Regions from separate parts of the Homo sapiens genome. Here region 1 is linked to region 2. The links are chromatin contacts, found by Hi-C or POLR2A ChIA-PET in ENCODE. All regions are on one chromosome and are shown on one strand. Each heading gives the region's core, a stretch centred on a gene start or an enhancer-like site at or near the end of the contact. The rest is flanking DNA. Distances are from core to core; before and after follow the strand shown.

Region 1 (6,781 bases), core at 577-3,076, 38 kb after region 2:
CCCTCCTTCCCTTTCCTTTGTCTGCTAGGGCCATCATCACAGGCCTTAAGTGAACAACTCTGGGAGTATTTCCGGCCTCTTCTCTAAGTCAGGCCAGTAATGCAGCTGTTAAGCACTGACATCTGGGTCTCAGTCATGCTTCCAGACCAGGATTGTTCTTAGTTCCAGGAGATTAATTGACCCATAAGAAATATTATAATGCAAATATATGTTTGCGCCAATTTGCTGACCAGTGCTTGCTATCCTGGAATTCACAGTGTGGCAGAATACAACTGTCTGGCATTAAGGATAACCTAGGTCTTGTTTCCACTTGTTTCCAGCATGTACTAATCTAGGGTGAACTTTCTTCACACGTAGAGAGCATCAAAGAGGAAGGTGTTGAAGCAGGAGCCCTGGATTAGGGATCAGGAGTGTGGAGTCTGGTTCCAACACTGTCACATTTCTGCTGTGTGTCCCTTTCCAGGCCCTTAACCTGTGCTGGGCCTCAGTTTTCTCATGTATAGAATGCAGTAATCATAGCTTAATTTCTAGCCAGCTTTCTAGGGTTGTTAATCTATCCTTTTATCAAAAGGATAAAATGATATGTTATAAATGAAGACACCTTAAAAAACAAAGCACTCTGCAAACGTAAGATGTTATTAAATGTAAACTCAATGACATTATTTCAACATTCACATTAGAGAAACAACATTTGAAGTCTTCTAGGCCACACACAAGTTATTGTAGAGCTTAAATTTCTCTTTGGTGAAGTTCTTTTAGGACAGATAAATATGCCTCAGGGCCAGCTTATCTCTTTGAACATCGTAACTGGATATTCTTTGGCTTCCTTTTTCCATTATTTAATCTTACTAAATTTCTCTTTTATTTTGAAGCATTGGGAATAATGAGAAAACTGGAAGATTTCAACAATAATGAGTGGAAATAATATGAAGGACCTATGGGAAGAGAGAATAAATTATATTAAATATATTCAAAGCAAAAGATGAGAAAAGACATTCTTTAAAAAATAGTGATAATGTTAAAATATCTTTTTTAGAAGTAATAGACTTGGGAACAGAAAAGGGATGTTGTTAACTTTTTTTTTTTTTGAACCGAAGTTAACACCCAGCACTGTCCTTTCTTTACTTAGCGAAACATACGGTGGAAACAGATTTCTGTGATCTTCTGCGGTCTCTGTTACTGGCCACCCCATTCATGTGACATCGGCACACTTGGCTCATTTAAAAGGCTTCTCAGTGATGTCTTGAAAGCCTAATCCTTTTTCATTTTATCTCTTTCATCCTGCAGGCCATGATGAAGTTAATTCGTTTTAACTTTCCGAGACACAACCACTTTTACAAAACAGGAAAATGAAAGGACTCTGAAAAGTGTGACACAGAATATCTAGTTTGCAGAATAGACTGTGCAGGGCGGGAGGATGGCCGACGACGGGTTTCATTTAGGAACTCAAAGTGAAAGGACAGGGCAAGAAGTGTAGTGAACACCTTCAGGGAAATGCCGAAGAGACCAACTGTTATTTGAAAACTTGGATAGGTTTTGGGGCCCCAGATCCAAGCACCTTGTTTTGTTGTTGTTGTTGTTGTTGCTGTTTTTGAGACGGAGTCTTGTTCTGTCACCAGGCTGGAGTGCAGTGGCATGATCTTGGCTCACTGCTGCCTTCGCCTCCTCAGTTCAAGCGATTCCCCTGCCCCAGCCTCCTGAGAAGCTGGGACTACAGGCACGCACCACCATGCCCAGCTAATTTTTTTGTATTTTAGTAGAGACAGGGTTTCACCATATTGGTCAGGATGGTCTCAATCTCCTGACCTCGTGATCTGCCCGCCTCAGCCTCCTAAAGTGCTGGGATTACAGGCATGAGCCACTGCGCCCGGCCAGCACCTTGGTGTTTATGGAGATGGCGATGTGCCTTGCTTCACTGGGGTATGGATGGGCGGAGTTTCTGTTCCAGACTTGCTTGTCTTCCCCAACCCTGCCTACCTTCTTTAGAGGAGGAAATATATGTTCAGTCTTCATGGAGCTAAGAAAAAGCCAGACAGCCGAGGAAGAAGCTAATAATTAGGCTTCTTTGGAAGGTATGAGACAAATTGGCAGCATGGTCACCCGGGAAAACACAGTGGGGCTTTGTCTGCAACTAAGAACTCTAGAAATCATGGTGTCTGGATACCACGGGGTTTAAGCTGTGGAAGCCTCAGCCTGCGTGTGGAAGCTGGGCTTTCTAATTGGATCACTGGCACACACAGTGCTGTTGCTTCTTCTCTGCCCATGTCCCCCAGAGCATCTATCTGCTTTTGTTACTGCATTGTTATGAATGCCCTTCTTTGGCGCCCTCCACTTTTCCTGAAGGCAGGCTGGGAAGCAGCCCTTGGCATGTGTGATGGCTGCGCTGCATGCTGGCCATCGAAGGATGTCCATCCAAGGAAAAGCTGCTCTCCCTCAGCCCTCACCCTTGGCTTTTGCCCCACCCTGCCTCCCAACTGCCGGTGCATTCAATTCCCTGCCTTTGTCCAAGGGGCAGGACAGGGCACGACCACTTTGGCTCCCCTTTTCCCTTTGGAAGCCAAAGTCACTCCTCCAGCTTCAGAACTGTGAGTTTCTTGTGCATGCCGCTGGCTTGGTGGGAATATGAGAATGGGAACTCTAACTCTCACTGTGTGAAGAGTTGGCAAGGGTGCATGTGCACGCTATTGTGTGTTATCTGTAAGAGAACTGCAAAAACAAGTGTCTAGAATTAGATTCAGTGCTTCAGGACCCCCTCTCCTTTCTCCATTTAGATTCCTCAACAGAAGCTGCTTTTCGCTTGATTAACTGTAACAAACTCTCTTTGGAGTTTTGTATTTTGGAAACTGCATTGCCAAAGGAAAATCATTATGTCTGCTGTAAAAGCCCCAAATAAATTCCTCCTAGGGTAAATGGAGGAAAAAGAATAGAAGGGTTTAATCTATCATCTTGCCTATTAGTGAAATACTTAGTGACCTAGTTCATTTACATATTAAATGTGCTAGACCTATTTGTGCCTTCTTTTTTTTTAACTTGTTACCTTGGAAACCATGCCCTGGCTCAGAAATTACACAAGGCCAACAGCAAATCTGCAGTCTGGTTTCTTCACACAGACAAGTCAGTTAATGGGGAAAGGTTAGATTGTCCCAAAATGTCTTCAGTCGTTAGTAGAAAAAGGAGAGGAAGGAGAAAAAGTGAGAAACATGTATTATTTTGGTAACATTTTCAAAATACTACTTTTAAACTAATTGGAAGGGATTTTACCTAGACTTAAGAAGAAAATAATAGTGTGGACTCTTAAAACTTCAGTCTGCTTTTAAAGAACTTTCCTGGTACATTTGGCAGCACTGGCATGAAAAGGATCAGCTATCAATTGACATTGAATTCCAGACCTACATTTAAGGAATCTTGACTCTCTCATTGCTTTGTTGTAATAGCACTGGTTCTTCCAGATTGTTTGGTGGTGTCTTATGTTCTCAGGCCAACTTTTCAAGAGTCTGAGAAGCAGAATTTAAAAATACGATTTAGTTAGCAGCTAGAGAGCAAAATTTCAGCCCATCTTCCCACCTGAATATGTAGCCTGCAAGTTCTGGGAGAACAAGGAACTTTACTGATCTTCTACAGTGTCTCATTTCACAGTGGAGGAGATTGGCACCCAGAGAGGTGAAATAAATTGCCAAGGGCATCCATCTGGTTTGGGGCAGTCTAGACTAGAAAACAGGCTTCTTAACACATCTTGCAGCATCATGGATGGAACTGGAGGCTATTATCCTAAGTGAAATAACTCAGAAACAGAAAGTAAAATACTACATGTTCCCACTTACAAGTGGAAGCTAAACAATGGATACACATGGACATAGAGAGTGGAATAATAGGCTGGGCGCAGTGGCTCACGCCTTTAATCTCAGCACTTTGGGAGGCTGAGGCAGGTGGATCACTTGAGGTCAGGAGTTTGAGACCAGCCTTGCCAACATGCTGAAAACCTATCTCTACTGAAAATACAAAAAATGGCCAGGTGTGGCGGTGCATGCCTGTAATCCTAGCTACTTGGGAGGCTGAGGCAGGAGAATTGTTTGAACCCCGGAGGCAGAGGTCGCAGTAAGCCAAGATTGCGCCACTGCACTCCAGTCTGTGTGACAGAGCAAGACTGCCTCAAAAAAAAAAGAGAGAGAGTGGAATAATAGACATTGGAGACTACCAAAGGTGGGAGGCTGAACGTTGAAGTATTGCTTGTTTGTTACAGTGTTCACCATTCGGGTAATGGGTACACTACAAGCCTAGAGTTTGTTGCTATGCAATATATGCACACCAGAAAATATGCACTTGTACCCCCTAAATGTATAAGAATTTTGAAAAAACTTTTTAAAAATTAGGTTTTTTGACTGCAGATCTAGTGCTCTTTCAACATTAGTCCTGACACAGATAAGTCACTTGCTTTGAGTTCTGTCAGAGGTAAAGCTGGGTGAAGAAATTGTGAGAAGAATGCTATTCTCTTTAAGCCAGCCACCAGCCAGCTTACTTGGGAAGCGGTGGAAGGAGGACACAGTGTATCCTCAAATGTTAAATCCCTTCTTAGTGGTATTTGTTGTGGATAGAAGGAATTAGATTGAATGTGGAACTTTGAGCACTCTGAGGATAAATTGTGCCTTCTCATTCAAGACACATTCAATTCTCTTGGTCACTCCATCTTTTCTGAAGTTCCTTTTACCATGCTTTGCAGTGGCGATAGGCCTATTGCATGAAGAGATAAAATGTCTTTTAGGCTTTTTCCTCTTAAAAACTTGGGATAAGAACAAGTTAGCCTGAGGCAATCACAGAGTCTTTATAAAGAGACTTTTAGCAAGGAAATGATTTTTCAAATACAGTACAGGATTTTGGGCATGACTTTGAACTGGAAAGTCTACATATATAAGTAGAAGATGGTGTGTAATATCTTTGCAAATACTTTTGTGTATTCATTCCTCATTTGTAAATGTTTTCTTACCTGCTGACTCAAGCACTGACAGTGTATTTGTTTGCTCATTCAACTATGGACTGTGAACATGCTTGGGAAACAGAGTTGAGTATTGTACGCAATCTCTGACCTCAGTAATACTTAGGCATATATGCTTATTCAGTAACTGGACATTTTAAAATAAAAAGAAATGAGTATTTTCACTGCTTGCATATAATGGGAATGATTGAATAACTTTCCCATAAGATGGCATTAGTTCAAGTGTCCTTATTTTAGTAAGAGTATTTCAGGCCAGGTGTGGTGGCACACACCTGTAGTCCCAGCTACTCAGGAGGCAGAGGCAGGAGGATCCTTTGAGCCCAGGAGCTAGACTCCAGCCTGGGTAACAAAGAAAGACCGCATCTCTTTGAAAAAATAATTTGGAAGCTCTCCGTAAAAATCTCACCTCTTATTTTCCTCAAAACAAGCTCTGGTGCATTAGGGTATATAGTAGGGTCCCCTGGCCTTTGGAATGGGGGGTTATTTGAGACTGGAAGGTGGGAGTGGGAGAGGGAGGGGGAGCCAGGGACAAGCATGGCAAAGTTCCAGATTCTCTGTATTTGTGTGAAAAATCACAAAACCCTACATTGACTGTGTAGTGGATGTCAGATGGGAAGAGGGAGTGGGGAAGCAATGAATAATAGCAATCACAGGTGCAGGAGCCACGTCTCCTCCTGGGCACTTTACATGCGTTCTCTCACTTATTCTTCTTTCTCACCCTGTGAGGCTTGGTCCAGTTGCTATTCCCAAATCACCCATGAGGAACCTGATGCTGTGAAGATCAGCAGCATGGCCAAGGCCGTGTAGTGAAGTGATGAGCAGGAGTTAGTCCCGGTCTTTCTGTTGTCTGAGCTTACCAGCTCTTGCCTTCACACAGTGCTCTCTCCTCTCTTATCAAGTTGAACGTGGGTCAGGACCATGAAGTTAATTTTCTTCCTCCTTTTAATCATCAAAATGGAATTTCTGTTTTGCCTGTTAGAGATTATTGATATAAGAAAGGCTGGGCGTTAAATGCTGAGAACACATGGACACATAGAGGGGAACAATCACACCCTGGGGCCTGGTGGAGGGTGGAGGGTGGGAGGAGGGAGGGGATTAAGAAACAACGAATGGGTACTAGGCTGAATACCTGAGTGATTAAACAGTCTGTACAACAGACCTCCATGACACAAGTTTACCTGTGTAACAAACCTGCATTTTAAAAGTTAAAAAAATGAAAGGCTTTATATCAATAAATAAGTGGGCCTAAAAAAGGGAGACAAAATGAAGGAAAATTATTCTGGATTCTTAAGAATAAAAGTGAAAATATCGGACTAAACTGATAAAATGAGGTAGAAAATAGAGGAATCACATACACAGTTTTGACTTCCAACCCACTTTGCCTTAAGTTATTTCAGTTGACAAGTCGAAGTTGGGTTGAGGGGATGAGGGTAGGAGGTGAGTGATGTATGGATAAATACAACGTTCTATTTTCTAATGGTAAGTATATCTGCCTTCCCTCCCTCCAGTGCTTTTATACGGTACCAAGGAATATGTTTTGCTTTTTGTCTGACAAAGGGAATTCACAACTCATAACAGCTATTTGACATCTTTTGTGGGTACCAAGCTCACTTTTCTTCTTTCCAGTGATAAGTGCCTTAATAGAACAAAGTCAACATAATCCTTGCCTCCAGGGAGCTTGCAGTTTAATGAGGGGGGCACATGTTTACAATATAGTGGGGTCAGTGCTGGGGAGGCATTGAGGAAGAACTTAGTGTATGAATCCATCTCCGAACTTCAGTGATGTGGAAA
Region 2 (6,959 bases), core at 2,998-5,497:
CTGAGCAGAACATGTGCCATGTTGTTTTCTCCATCAGGCCTCATGGCTGGAACAGCTGCAGTGCTTTTCGTTTGGTGCCTCCTCTGCTTTGCCTTTGTCCTGTTCTTGTTCACTTTGAGCACCCTTGCAGCCTACCCTGGGCATAACCCTCCAGGAACTCTGATGCTGTTTAGTAGATACTCAGAGGTTACCACTTAATCCTTGTTGGTTAGTTTTGTTCCCCAACTCGAGCGTGAATTCAGGACAGGGCCCATCTCTGACCACACCAAATGCAGTCAGTGCATATGTTAAGATTTAGGGAAAGCGTTTGGGTTGGTTAGTCGAGTATTTTCATAGATTATTATTACCTGGTTATGTAAGTATGACAAGACAGTTTAACAATGACACAAATATAAGCAGAGGATCTGATTAAAAATACTTTTTTTTGAAAGGGAAGCATAAGTTTGTGGTCAGCAGCAAATAACCCATTTGATCTTCATTCATTTATTCTTCCATTTATTCACTCACTAACAGTCTGTACCTTTGTGAATAGCAACAGTCTTTTTCTTCATTGGTGTTTTTTGAATGCTGGGTTTTTACTGCCCTGGGGATTTTCTTTAAACCTGATAGTTGTTTTGATAAATCATCTGGATACCAGCTTTGAGCTAATTCTTTTCTATTAAGTACCTCTTAGAGTGGCTGACCATAAACCATTTGAGAAATCACTACATTTTATTAATGACTTTTGAGATTTAGCAGCAACTTAAATTAATAATACTGGAGTGTGCTTTGGATAAAAGACCAGGAGACTGCTTCATTCTGCAAACCAGAGCAGAGATGAGAATGTTTGCATTAGGAGAACGTAATTTATCAGCATTTTAGGCTAGTGTGTCGATTGATACAAGGTTGGGCAATAGTGGTAGGCAGTGTTATAAGTGCTGTTTGTATGTATCAGCTCATTTAATCCTCCCAGTAACCCTTTAAGATGTCTGCACTATTATTTTTCACATTATTCTGATGAGGACATCGAGGCACAGAGGGGTTGTGTGACTTGCCTGCAATCTTGGTTGTGTGCTCAGAAATAGTCTTTTTGAGACTGAAGATATTCTGGTTATGTGTAATACACAGTACAACTCAAAGACTGTGAAATAGTTCATAGACAAATTATCCATTCTTTGCCACTTTAGAGTAATTATGCTTATTGTTTCTGTTTCAGGATAATATGTGTGTGTTTATAAGCATTTTTTCCTTTTTATTTAATTGCAGTAACATATACATAAATAACTATGATGGCTAGTTTTGAACTCATTTAAAAACAAGTAAATTTATGCTTTGATAAGCTAAGGTACATTCAAAGCATTCCCATTTCCAAAGCAAAGTGTTTTCAGTTAAAGATTATAGATGTTGCCTTTTGCCAGGGATGCTTGTGAGAATGTCATTTAGAGAAATCTTAAAGTAATTTATCCATAATATTAACTTAGCATGCCTTCTCTCTGCAATGTACAATGTATCATAGGACAATGTATGATACAGCTCAGTTTTGATATATCAGCAAGTTGAGTAGTAATTTTTGTTTGTTTGTTTTAGTTGTTTTAAAAGCTGGTGTTGCAGATTCCTATGCTTAGAAGGACCAGGCAGAAAATAAGCCATTAAGGGTGCTGGGAATGCAATAGGGAGTGATGGGGAGTGTGGTAAAGGGGTCAGCAATGCTTCTGCCATGCCTATCAGGGAGCTGGTTTCCATTAGCTGTTGGTTGACCCAGGAATCTGTACCTGTGTTGCCAGATCTAACCATTTTCCAGGAGAGGCTGGAACTTCATATTTAAAAAATGAGAATTTGTCAACTTTAATAATTTGGAAGAAAATTCAAATTAAACCAATACCAGGCAGTGTGGTGTACCCCACATTACAGAGGAAAGTAGGGGACTTGGGAGGTACATGAGTCAATCTATAGATGCTCCTGTTGTCATGTTAAACTTGTGCTTGCTTTCAGTTGCTGTTAACATTTTGGGTCCACTGTATCTAGACATGTCCTTCAAAAGTTGCATGTAAGTTAATTTTTTTTTCTGTATTTAAAAAATGGCCCCACAAACACTAGTCTAGATGTTGAAAAAAACCCTTATACCTTATTATGGAGACTTCTGATGAGTCCTTTTGTACAGTGAACAATCACTTGCTGTATTTACGTTTGTACTTTTGTGTTTAAAATGGGGAATGGTGTTAGATATTGCATACTGCTTGAGTTAAGGAGGTCGTTAACCAGGAATGCTTTGGATTACTCAGATTATTATTGCACTGGTGTTTGTTGTAATGGAATTTGACCTGTCAGGGGAGCTGTAGATGTTTGGATGAGTGTTCAGTCCTTAATACTGTTATCTAAATTCTAGGCATGTTGCCTGTAACTTCCAGTTTCAAAAAATCTATGTCAATCTGTTCTTTTATAACCTAGTGCTGTTGTTTTTTTCCCTCTTGTTTTATATTTAATCATTCTCTTTGGCTCACAACAGCAGTCCAGTCCAAAGATTTACTTTTTCTATTTTCAACCCCATCATTATTTTTGTGTAAAAAGTATGTTTTGAGTTACAGCAATTCATGGAGATCAAGCTTCTACTCTGTAGGGAGAAGAGAGATGTCATTTACTACAGAGTTTATACACACAAATGTTCTGCTGCATGCTGTGTTCCCACTGAAATCCAGGGGGTTTATTTGCATTTATACTTAAAGAAGAATGACCGTATTTGGCTGACTCTAAGCCAAGATGATACAGGCCCAAAGTTTTTCATGGAGGAATGGGGGAGTAAGGGAAATAGGAACATTTGGAAGAAATAGTTGTTGTTTTTCCCTGTTTTATTCAGTGGGCATTTTATTCACAGATCATTTGATGCATTGCATTTACTCGTGTTATTCTGGTTCCTTTTGTGTTTTTTTTTTCCTTTTGAAACAACTTCACACTTACAGGAAAATGGCAAAAATACTAAAATAAGAACTCCTATAAACCTTCACTGATAAAATCCCTTCAGTTTTCTCCAGTTATCCCAGTAACGTCCTTTATAGCAAAAGGATCCGGTTCAGGATCACTCATACCCAGCTGTCATATCTTTCCAGTCTCCTTCATTCTAGAAGCATTCTTCATTCTTCCTTCATCTTTCATGACACTGACACTTTTAATTACAGGCCAGCTGATGTGTAGAATGTCCTTCCTTTTCTTAGGAGATGTTTTCTGTCCTTCCTTGAAAACCCCACTAGTGTTACCTGCCACGAGGAGAGCTAGGCGCTCTGCCCCCTACCCCAAGCTGGTTGCTCTCTCTTACAATGCTTCATTAATCAAGTACCCTTTTTTGGAGCATTGATGATATTCATTCATCCTTTTAGCCAGTAAATATTTTTTGATGTCTATTACGTGCCAAATGGGATACATTTAAGAACAAAGCAGACCAAAAAAAAAAAAAAAAAAAAAACCTGCTCTCATGAAGCTTACATTTTAGTGGAGGGTAACAGATAACCAACAAGAAAAAATAAGTAAAACAGCAAGTACATTAGATCATTAGATAGTGATAAACGCTAAAGAGGATCGAATCAGGCAGGAAAAGGGATGGGCAGGTTCTTGATAAAGTGGCCAGGGAAGGCCTCCCACACTAGTGATTGTGGAGCAGGAACCCCAAGGAAGGGAAGGAACAGGCTGTGGGGCTAGCTGCAGGAAAGCGGTCCCGGCAGAGGGAGCCTGTAGGGGTGAAGGTTCTGCTGCACCAGGTGGGCCAGGGGTGAGGAGGAGGCGGTCTGGTGGCTGGAGCCAAGCAGGAGGGGAGAGGAGAGTGGTAGGAAATGAGTCAGAAAGGCAGAGCAGGGAGATTATTCTAGGCTTGTTGCCACTGAGGGAGATGAGAAACTCTGGGGGAATTTTGAGCAGAGAAGTTACATGATCTGACTTATGCCTTAAAAATCCTTTTGTTGTTTACGGAATAAGCAGGTATGTAGGGATGGGGTCAAGGTTAGAAGCAGAGAGATCAATTTAAGATCAATTATGGGAGGTTATGATAAGCCCTTTGTGTATCTGTTTGTCCTATTAGCACATAAAGGGGACTCAGTGGTCTTCAACCTTTAGAATACATAAGATGTACCTGGGCTGTTCGTGAGTGATGCAGATTTCTTCACTGGGAAACCAGCATGTACCTGGGCTGTTCGTGAGTGATGCAGATTTCTTCACTGGGAAACCAGCATTCATTAGATCTCACCTGTGTTGTCAACAGCCAGCCCCAGGTGATTCTCATGTGGATGGTCCTTGAACAACATGTTGATGTTGATAAATATAGTAACAAGTGAGGAATGAGTGAATAATTGGTTTATGGAAAATCCTTTAGAGATACTTAGTTATGAAGTGTTTCCACTCATTGCTTTATTTCTCATAAACATAGTACTCAACTTAAAAATATGTGGTAGTATAAATTTTCTCTTAAAACTTACCTGGCACAGAAAGATCTAATAAGCAAAGTGATTTTTTTTTTTCCAAGAGAAGATGTGTATTTGATGAAATAAACATACTACTCTGACATACTATTTTCTTGCTTTTAAACGTGGTTTTCAGAAGGAATGAATAAATGCTACTAATAGGGTTCATTCATAAAGAAGCAATTAAATGTATTCAAGAGGAAATTGGTTTCAGGGAGTAGGTCGGATGAAGCCATTTAAAGATAGTAATAGCAAGTGAGTCGTATTTTAGAGTGGACCAGATCTGGCTTGACATTTCATTGCACCAGAGGTTCACAGGAAGGAAGGGGTTTGGCCCTCTGGCCCTGGAAATATGTAAAGGGCAAAACATAACAGACTTTTGTTTTTTCTCTTTGGTGAAGTAACGTCAATCTTGCATGGGTAATCTTGAGTTGAACATGAAAATAAGTCTTACCTTGATTAACTGGGTAAAATCTTGGTCAGTTTCATGGGCTTTGGAACCAAAGTGGCTCCAAATTCTGCTCGGAACTATCAGTGTGACTGGGCAACTCACATCACCTTCATTTCCTTATAAGCGGGAAATAATACCTGCTTCACAAGCTCATTGTAAGGATTGAGAGTTAATCCATTTATGTCTGAGGTTGCAATTTTTTGAATTTTTGCAATCAGACCTTGGCAACCACCTTGAGCAGAAGGGTATAAAAAACTCCCACATGCTTAGCGTTCCAGTAATGGAACACTAGGCATAAATAACTACTGCCCATAGGGCTCTTACAGAATTGTCTGGTGTATTATAAGCACTCAACAATTATTAGCTTTTTCTCCTCCTCCCTTTCCTATTATTGTTGTTGTTATTATCATTATTATGTTTCAGTGCTTTCAAATCGTATTTTGCCTTTTGGAATCCTACAAATTTTCAATGATGGTTTTTTTGGGATTGGTTGTGTCTAAAAATACGTTCATTAATGCCTCTCTGTATAGGAGGAATCTAAAGTCTTAAGTGTGGCGTTAGTCTTGTGTATTTATGATCACTTCCTGGAAGTAGGCTGCCATCACTTATGTAACATTGACTTTCTTTCCCTCTATCAAAGAGAAGCTCAGACTTGCTTCAGGGAAGTATGTTGAGAATTAATGAATAAGTTAATGTTTGTGGCTCTACCCCATTAACTACTAATTAATGTAAGTTACTGCTCTTATAGTTCTCCAAGTACTATCGTCATACTGATTCTCTGAACTAGGGACAGGGACATTGAGAAGACTTTTTCTTATGTACTGTGGGGAAGCAGTGTTTTGTAAAATTTTTGCTCTTGCTTTTACAACAGAGTATCACTCCGTATCTAAAATTTTACACCTCCTCTACAAAACAAACAAACAAAAAACACAGAAAAACCCAACCTAGATTAAATCAAGTAACTTCTTATGGAGCTCTTAGTAATGAAATGTTACTTATGTTAATACGTATTTTTTTTTCCTCTGGGAAACCATTACTTTCATTCTTGACTTTATCTCCTCATCATTATGCTGCACTTAGTCTGTACTTGGCAATAATGTTCTAAAAGCTCTCATAACAGTTCCATGAAGGCATAGTGTGGTAGAGGCAGTCCTAGCGTTGTGGTTTGTTTTTTTTTTTAAAGGTTTGTATTTCAATTCTGTGTTTCTAAAGGTAAGATTTGGATCTTCTGCCCCTGAACTTTTGTCTGTAAAACAGGGATGGTAATAACTTCTATTTGGGTTTTTGTAAGGCTTTGGAATAACATATATGTCAAATACCAGGCCTGAATACCAGCAAATGTGGCTGATTGTGACTAATGCAATGATTTTATTACTTTTTTTCAATATGATTCAATTTGGTAATATAATTAGAACCAATTTCATAGTTTCATATAAAGCAAAAGAAGGTATTTATAGGGTCCTAACATCAATCATATTTCCACCTGACATAGGCTTACCTTAAATAACTAATATCCAAACTTACTCTGGGAGGACACCTCTTCTGTAAATGGATAAAATTGAACTTTTCAAAGTACGTGAATACAGAGGAAACATGGAATTGTATATATGTATGTGTGCATGTGTTGTTTTCAAATAAAGTAACTCACTGTAATGAATTACAGTGAATTTTAAATTTCCCAATTTTGTATTAATGTTGAAAGCCACCAAAGGAGTAAGGGATGGGTTGTATCTCAAAAAGGCCACCGGCCTGAGCTAAAACTGTTTCCTATACTCTTCTAAAGGCAATGTTTATTTAATCCCAAGAGTCCTTTGTTCTCATGATTACAAAGTTAAAATTTAATTATTTGCATTGTAGACTTGAAAGGATTAGCTACACTCGTGATTGATATGTAAAGAGAGTTTTATAATCTCTGGAACTATGGCTTTTGAGGAACAAAATAATTTAAGCTATAATTTTGAAGTGGGACAGAGGATATTATTACAGGTTTATTCATAGGATTCTCATCTTTTGATTGGACTCTAATTAAATACCTTCTTGTCAGCAGGGAGGGTGTGTGGAGGAATTATGATTCTCCTGCTTTA

What was found. A loop is a pair of places that touch in the nucleus more often than their neighbours do. ChIA-PET counts read pairs that join two places held with the same protein, here RNA polymerase II (POLR2A). Pooled maps may share reads with other maps.
Region 1: a map of mammary epithelial cell shows a loop between it and region 2 (6-fold over the local background). The contact joins two enhancer-like sites. A Hi-C loop is called at or near these places in 3 of 168 maps with a recorded cell type or tissue (CD8-positive, alpha-beta T cell, PC-3 and mammary epithelial cell) and 3 of 50 pooled maps. POLR2A ChIA-PET finds 5 or more read pairs at or near these places in 4 of 52 experiments (AG04450, H1, WTC11 and 1 more).

Annotation. Positions count from the first base shown.
Region 1 is chr4:98,582,700-98,589,480 of GRCh38, reverse strand. All of the region lies in intron 1 of TSPAN5 (tetraspanin 5), which reads left to right. Among named protein-coding and RNA genes, the nearest start is that of TSPAN5, 73 kb to the left of the region's middle. RefSeq lists an enhancer at 4,889-5,183. Within about 2 kb of position 1,826, at least 4 of the 41 ENCODE cell types and tissues checked have a DNase peak (open chromatin) inside an H3K27ac peak, as active enhancers do.
Region 2 is chr4:98,623,364-98,630,322 of GRCh38, reverse strand. All of the region lies in intron 1 of TSPAN5 (tetraspanin 5), which reads left to right. Among named protein-coding and RNA genes, the nearest start is that of TSPAN5, 32 kb to the left of the region's middle. Within about 2 kb of position 4,247, at least 11 of the 41 ENCODE cell types and tissues checked have a DNase peak (open chromatin) inside an H3K27ac peak, as active enhancers do.